3 separate regions of the Homo sapiens genome follow, and all the other regions are linked to region 2. The links are chromatin loops, found by intact Hi-C in ENCODE. Cell type or tissue: Calu3. All regions are shown on one strand.

Region 1 (2,500 bases), 200 kb after region 2:
TACCATGTCATAGCCCTTTGCAAAGTGACCTTTAGACCTTGTGTTAATCAGTTTCGGCTCCTACAATAAAGTAACAGACTCGGTGGCTTATAAATGATGGACATTTATTTCTCACAGTTCTGGAGGCTGGAAGTCTGAAATCAAGGTGCCTACATGGTCAGGTTCTGATGAGGGCCCTCTTCTGTGTTGCAGACTGCTGTCTTCTCATTGTGTCTTCACATGGTGGAAAAAAAAAAGCGGTGGGGGGTGCCCTAGAGAGCACTCTGAGGTCCCTTTTATAAGGGCACTAATCCCATCCATGAGGGCTCCACTCTCATGACTGAATCACCTCCCAAAGGTCCCATTTCCTAATACCATTATATTGGGGATTGAGATTTTAACATATGAATTTTGAGACATTCATATGTCATTCAGCTCATTGCAGATCCCAAAACATACAACAAGAAACTTAGAATATAATCATTTGAATAACTTTCAAGTTTGCAAGTAAAAATCTGTTATAAAGGCAATATTATTATTATTACTATTGCTCATTTGAAAATGAGAGTATAGTGGAAATAGAAGAGGGCTTCAGCATACTCTTTGAAGTCAGAAAGATCTGAACAACTAGTAGATTAAAAACCTCGGGTAAGCTACTTTTTATGCCTCAGTTCTTAATCTATAAACTGTACATAGCAAACACTTTGTTCATGTAATTATGGCAAGGATTGAATGAGATAATTTTTGGCAGCATGGCATATGGAAAATAACTGATGAATGGTAACAGACATTATTAAAAAACAAAGGCTCAGGGAAATAGAGACATGTCCAAGTTCTCATAACTAGGGAGGGTCCAGAACAGTCTTGGATCCACCCATGACTTCTGATTCTTGTTCTTTCCACTACACAGTTTTTTTTTTTTTTTTTTTTTTTTTTTTTTTTTAAGATAGGGTCTTACACTGTTGTCCAGGCTGGATGAAGTACAGTGGTGTGATCACGGCTCACTGCAGCCTTAAACTCCTGGGCTCAAGTCATCCTCCTGCGTCAGCCTCCTAAGGTGCTGGGATTACAAGCATGACCCACGGCACCTGGCTCCACTGCATAGCATCTGAATGTAAATTGGGCAGTCAGGGAAGACCCAGACTAGTCTCTCAGCCAGTGAAGGGAGAGTATGGAGATAATTTGTTTCCAGCTCTTTTTACTTAACTGTTGGACAATTTCCCTTTCTCAAACATCCTCCAAATACTGGTGTATTTAGAATGAGACCCTCGCAGGTGCTGACCTAACACCACTTCAAGGTTTTCTACCATAACTAAGACCTCAACGAGTTGTTCGATTTCCCAGAGCTCTCGGCCCAGGCTCCCCCTGGCGGCCGCTGCGGAGAAGCACCCAGTACCAACTGGGCCAGGGAGCCTCCGCGCTCGTGGAGCAGAAGGGTCAAGAGCAGATGGTGGCCGCCATTTGTATTTACTAAGCCCAAGCAGGGCAAACACTTCACAGGAGGCACCCAGCTTGTGACGCAATCCTTCCCCAGGTGGAGGACACACTCACATTCTGCTCTGGGGATTCCAGTACCAAGAGGACAAACAGTGGTAGGGGACAGAGCTTAGGTCCTCTGGGAGGAAAGTGGCTGAGGAATTGGGTGGAGGAGGCCGAAGCCTTTTATGGCCTCTCTAATTCTTAAGTAGTTGGCTCACATCCCTCAGGGCTGGCGTTATAATGGTACCTGCGGTGCTTAGCCAGCTTGGCCTAGGGAACTTTCTCGTCCAATCTGGACTGGGCCCTGAGCTCTGTGCAGCCTGTGTCTATTCTTGGTCACACACTTGAATACTCCAGTTTTTGACTACCCAGTTTCTAATACATTTCAATGGAAGCCTGTGCTGTTTAATCCCCAGGATGCCCCTGTAAGCTAGATTCTTTTATTATCCTCATCTTGGAGATGAGGAGACTGCAATACGGAGATCCTGTGTCTCCTGCTGAGGATCACTCAGCCATGCAATAGAAAAGTTGGCATTGAAGCCTAGATCTGAGAGCTTCAAGGGCTGTTTGCCTTCCACCAGGCTATCCTGCACTGAACACAGTAATTATTTGTTACCTATAGACATGACCAATCATAGAACTGAAGAAAAAACCTGGAGTCAAAGCAGAAGGGAGAAACCTAATTATTCACAATTCTACTTGTGTCTTCCTTCCTTCCTTCCTATCCCTCTCCCTCCCTATGGTTTGTTCTACAAGCTTTCCTTTTATCAAAGAATCACTGCCAAGCCGCAGCTTCCTGTGTTTTGTCTTATTACTCAGAGAAGAAAGTAGTGTCTGCTGGCTTGATCTGTAACTCGGGCCGTAATTACTTCTGAACTGTTAGGGTTCAGAGGGCTGGCTAAAGATCTCCAAGAAATATCAGAACCTTCTGATTCTGTCATCTCTTGGGTGGAACTTAGAGACAAGTAACGTTATTGGAGCACTATTAAGTATCATATTCTGATTTATAGATAGATATTCTAAGGGGTATGTGTCTGTGTGT
Region 2 (2,500 bases):
AAAGCCATACTTCTCTGCCCATATTAAGGGGAGTTCAATGCTCAAGAATGGTCTGCTGAATGCATTCAAAGCCGTATTTTGCAAGCTGGGAAAGCACTTGCTCCCATAAAGTTTCCTTAAAAAGGTCTGAAGAATGGAAATATCACAAAGCACAGTCTTTCCAAGTTAATACTTCAAAGAGAATTACATTTGTTTGGGTAAATAAGCTCTGGCACACGTGCCTCAAAATTAAATTCTACTATTTTATCACTGGACCTAAGCTTCATGATTTCCTGAGACATACTTAGGCATCTAATTACACATGTACACCACCAAATTCTAACTAACCTCCTTAGCAAAAGTCTCCCAGAGCCCTGCAATCTGTGATACGTACCGCCTAACTCCACCACCAAATCCACAACGCTGCTTCAGGACAAGTGTTGGCGTCCTATAAACCAACAGGTCTAGATTAGAATTCCACAACCTTGGGCAGGCAACGACTCCTTGGAACCCCAGTTTCCCATCTTTAAAATACTTAATAGGGCCTCGTTAGCAGGTTTGCTGTGAAGGATACAGGAGACCTCATTTTGTGAAAGTCTGGCTCAGCAACTGAAATGTGGTAGGCATTCAGGAAATGCAGTCTTCTTTCCCATCTGCCTCCTGTCTTCCCATTGCAGATGTGAGATAAAAAGCTCCTAAGCGTCCCAGCACGGAGAGCCACACAGCTGGCGCCATGAGCCACACAGCAGGCACAGAGGGCCACACAGCTGGCATGGAGGGCCACACAGACTGCACTCAGTCCATGAAAGCTATGAAAATTATCTTCATTGCATGGCTTATAAAAAAGCTACAGTTTCCTTTCCTATTTTACCAACAAGCCACCTGAAGTTGCCTTCTTCCCACAAACAATGAACTTAAACCAAGAAAGAGAAGCCTTTCCTCATTATGCCTAAAAACAAAGCTGCTCTGACTAATTCACATTCAGACTCATAATCCTTCATCCAAGGGCCTTTGCAAATGCCAAGACCCTCAGGGAAGCAAAATTTCCTCGAATGTACAGGGGCTGAGAACACTCGGGGTTTCAAGATGACTAATCATGGAAATGTACTATAAACAGGGAATATTAAAGAGCTTAGAAAGCCTCTCGGGGAAAGGGGGGAAAAATCCTCACAATTCAGGGCTTGGTGGAGAGAACAGCAGTTTTATGGCAAAACAAAAAAAAAAAATACAGGTGAAAATGTTAGGCAGGCGCAACTTCTGTTTTCCCAGAATCCAGGGCCCGGGTTGGGCTGGGTAGAGAGAAGTCTCCTCGGCTTCTTGCTACCATGGTGTTTTTTTCTATCTTGACAATTCACTTCCCCAACAGGCATGCCGCCAACTCAAATGAGACTCAGAGCAGTGAAAAGCCCTTCAGGTAAACAGTGTGATAAGCTAAACTGAAAAACTAGACAATGTTTTTGGACTATGAGGGTGTTGCTATGGAGACAGTTGCTAATTAACTGCTTTCAACCAGGAGAACAAAGGGCTCGGGGCAAGCAGGCCTCGGTATCTCCGAGTGAGCAATGCTTCCAGCCTTGCGCAATCGGCACATCGCTCATATCTGGAATACCTGAGACCCGGTCGGGTCGGCCACATGCCTGAAGAAATGACAAAAGTGTGTTTTCTTCATCTTGACCTGGATTCATAACACCTGGCCACCAGAACCTCTCAGGGAAGGAAGCAAGTGGCACAGGGAATGCAGATTCACAGGAAGCAAGGCCCCTCCACCACCAGTCAGGCACTTTCCTAAATAGTGTTTTGTCAAACACTATCTGTGAAGGGTCGGGCGGCGGTGAGATGGGGGGAACATGTAATTGTTTTAAACTATATATTTTACTTTATGGGCTTTAAGTTCAAAGGGCAGAGATAAATCTCCCCTTCTTCAGGATTCAACTTCCTCGGGTTAAAAAAAAAGTGACTGGATTTTTCTCAAAAAGAAATAATAAAACCCATCATTATTCCATATTTCGAAGTCCCACACACATTGTGGTCACTCAAAAAGTAATAACAAAAAAGTTAATTGTAATCTGACTTATCACATGAATTTTTCTCCTCCAACCTCATCCCAGGCTGACTTGGCTGGTTCAGATGTGGTCTCATCTTAGAGGCTAAGTAGGTGCCCTGAGGCTGAAATGCTCTGTTCTGAATGGGTAACCTTTGAGCTATATCTAGTTCAAACCAAAGATCTATATTCCCTTCACAAATACTTAAACTCAAGTGTGAAATGTGAACAGGGCTTGGCATAACCACCTCAAGTGACTCAAAAATCTAGTGAGGGCTCTGTCTCATTCCACAGTGACCTGAAGGTGCCCATTTCAGCCCTCAGTCTAATTATATTAAACATATCTACATTAAGCCAAACTCAACCAAGCTATTGTGTGATACATTCTGCCTCCCCACAACAAAATCAAGTGATTTCCTTTTTTTACACTCTTAAGAATCACCAATCAATACAGCCTGTGGGCAACCCACCTTCATCATC
Region 3 (2,500 bases), 78 kb after region 2:
CATAGTTTCCTCATTTGTAAAATCTCCATGGTTCCTTCTGGCTCTGAAATTCAATAAAACCATGCACAGTGATTTGTGTTGCTTACACCCGGGTGACAGGACTGACTGGGACATATGCACTTAGCCTTCCTGTACAACCAGCTCGACCAGGCATCTGACACAGGAAGGAAAACTTCTTAGACCACAATCTTCAGGGTTTCTTTCTCAGACCACTGCAAACATTTTGCTTTTAAGTCTCCAGAAAGCATCCTGTGAATTTCCTGTTATTCTACTGAACTACAGAAATCTGTATATTCACTCACATATTTTTTAATTTTTTTTTTAACTGATACGTAATACTTTACGTATTTATGAGGTGCATGTGATATTTTGTTACATGCATGGAATATGTAATGATCAAGTCAGGGAATTTAAGGTATCCATCACACTGAGCATTTATCATTATTATGTGTTGGGAACAATTCAAGTCCTTTCTTTTAGTTACTTTGAAATACACAATACGTTGTTGTTAACCATAGTCACTCTAGTCCGCTGTCAAACTCTCACATGACTCTTGAAGAGAATTTATATATTTCTTATGCAGAAAAAGTTTCATTTTGTCCTTAATGAATGAATGTTATAAAGAAATTGTAAGGTCAGGTTTTAGACTCTAAAGTCCAAGGTTTTGTCCCCACTACCTTTCCACCGGCTAGCTGCTTGATCATGGACATTCCATTTAACCTCTGTGCACCTCGATTTCCTCATCCATAAAGTGGGGTAACAATATATCCAATTCAGAGTTGTTTTAATGCCAGAAAGCCTTACACACTGTAAAGGGCCAAACCAACTTTAGTTACTGTGTAAACTATTTCTTCTGAGGCATATCAACAGAGTGACAACACAGCCACCACCAAGCCCAGGCCTGGGGAACTCAAGCAAAGGCCAGAGGAATCCCATGTGTACTCCCAGGCTAAAATCAACCAGGCCCCAGAATCCACAGCCTCATAAAGCAAAGCCCCAGGGCACTGCCCAGGATCAAGGTTAGGGAGCAGCCCCGGAAGCACAGGCCTCGCCAGGTGAACCAGGCACCTGGCCTGGCAGGTGGGGAAGGCTGCCTACTGGAGCACAAAAGACCAGTACAAAGGAGCCAGCCTTCCAAGGAAAGGAGGGGCGAGGAGGAGAGGGCAGGGAGAGGATGGGAATTCCCATCCCAGAGTAGGGCCCCCACTGAGCAGGAGGTTCTGCCCTCAAGACAGGCCAGGGAGCCGGAGAAACAGCCTCACTGGCCTGTTCTTTCCCCTGCAGTGTTTCAAAGGCACCTGAACTTTCCCAAAGGGGTTCTGTCCATTTCAAACAGGAACTAGGCTTGCGTGTGCACGCGCATTTTATGATTTCAGAAGAAAGCACTCGCATTCAGAGGATGAGTCATCAGCACTCCTTGTCAATTTGCCAGCGGCCTGCCCCTCTTCATTACAAACATAAAGATAAAAGCTCTTGCACTACATTAGCTGGCATACGCCTCCACAGACAGTACAAATAAATTAATTGTGCCTCATCTCAAACAGCCCGAGAGGTGTGCGGGAAGGGAAAATGTGATCCATCTTGTTTCATTAACAAATTAAATTGAAATCGAGCCTCGATCATTCTACTTTATGTACATAGACCCAGTTATTCTGCCAATATCGGATTCTCCTACTATGCGCATAGTGGGGCAGCATTACGGAGAGCCCACGAGCTCAATAAACTACGTGCACACCCAAGAGAGTGTGTGTCTTTCTCAGTGTTTGTTGCGGAGGGGACAGTGTGGCCTCAGGGGCCACTGGAAGGCTAGACTTGGGCTTGGCATCACCATGAAGGAGCCTGGGGAATAAGAATCATCTATCAAATGCTGAGCACCACTGCAAAGGGGAATGTGTTTCAATCATTTACCCCAGGCAAATAAACAAACCAGTTCAGTGGCCATGGTATGTATAGGAGAGTAAAAGAGTTTGTCATCAAGCGAACTCTGTCATACTGAGGATGGCGAGCATTCCAGAAAGAACAAACTTATTCAAGACCAACTTGAAAAACAAGTTGGGCTCCCTTGCACCACAAGCCAAGATTACACCCTCAAACACACCTTTCTAAGATTTCGTGGGAGACGTTTGCTTTTGCAAAGCAGTTACAGGCAATGTGTTACAATACTGTGATTTTCTTTATCCTCACTCTGTACTACATAATTTAGGCAACCTACATTTTATAAGTTGAAGGAGCATGACTAAAAGCTGATCCTTTTATGTTTTATCTCCAAAAAGACAACAACAGGGCTTACAGGGGAGGAGGGAAACAGGAAATGGGGGGATGGTAGAGGGAAAGAACAAAGGAGAATCTAAGGAGAAGAGGAAAAGCCCCGCTACTCTCCAAATACCGCCCTATTAACTTATGACCTATAAGGAAGTTAAAATCACGAACAGTTAATCCAACCACAAAATATGTCCAAAGTATTTATTTTACAGATGAATTCTGGGTTTGGTTTTTGTTA

The links. Peaks named below come from ENCODE experiments on the same cell type or tissue, not always from the same donor. Only the 100,000 strongest peaks of a DNase experiment are listed, where the experiment ranks them.
Region 1: it touches region 2 in a loop (2.3-fold over the local background); 9 of 110 quality-filtered maps call a loop at or near these places.
Region 3: it touches region 2 in a loop (5-fold over the local background); 7 of 110 quality-filtered maps call a loop at or near these places.

Annotation. Positions count from the first base shown.
Region 1 is chr11:12,598,532-12,601,031 of GRCh38, reverse strand. No RefSeq gene overlaps it. Among named protein-coding and RNA genes, the nearest start is that of TEAD1, 75 kb to the left of the region's middle. RefSeq lists an enhancer at 1,216-1,510. In Calu3, a CTCF peak has its summit at 1,345 (motif pointing left); a DNase peak (open chromatin) is centred at 1,351.
Region 2 is chr11:12,801,808-12,804,307 of GRCh38, reverse strand. All of the region lies in intron 3 of TEAD1 (TEA domain transcription factor 1), which reads right to left. Among named protein-coding and RNA genes, the nearest start is that of TEAD1-AS1, 120 kb to the left of the region's middle. In Calu3, no CTCF peak of the experiment used is centred here; a DNase peak (open chromatin) is centred at 1,537.
Region 3 is chr11:12,723,436-12,725,935 of GRCh38, reverse strand. The region is part of intron 2 of TEAD1 (TEA domain transcription factor 1); the gene reads right to left. Among named protein-coding and RNA genes, the nearest start is that of TEAD1, 50 kb to the right of the region's middle. RefSeq lists a silencer at 1-274. In Calu3, no CTCF peak of the experiment used is centred here; DNase peaks (open chromatin) are centred at 115, 1,085, 1,395 and 1,995.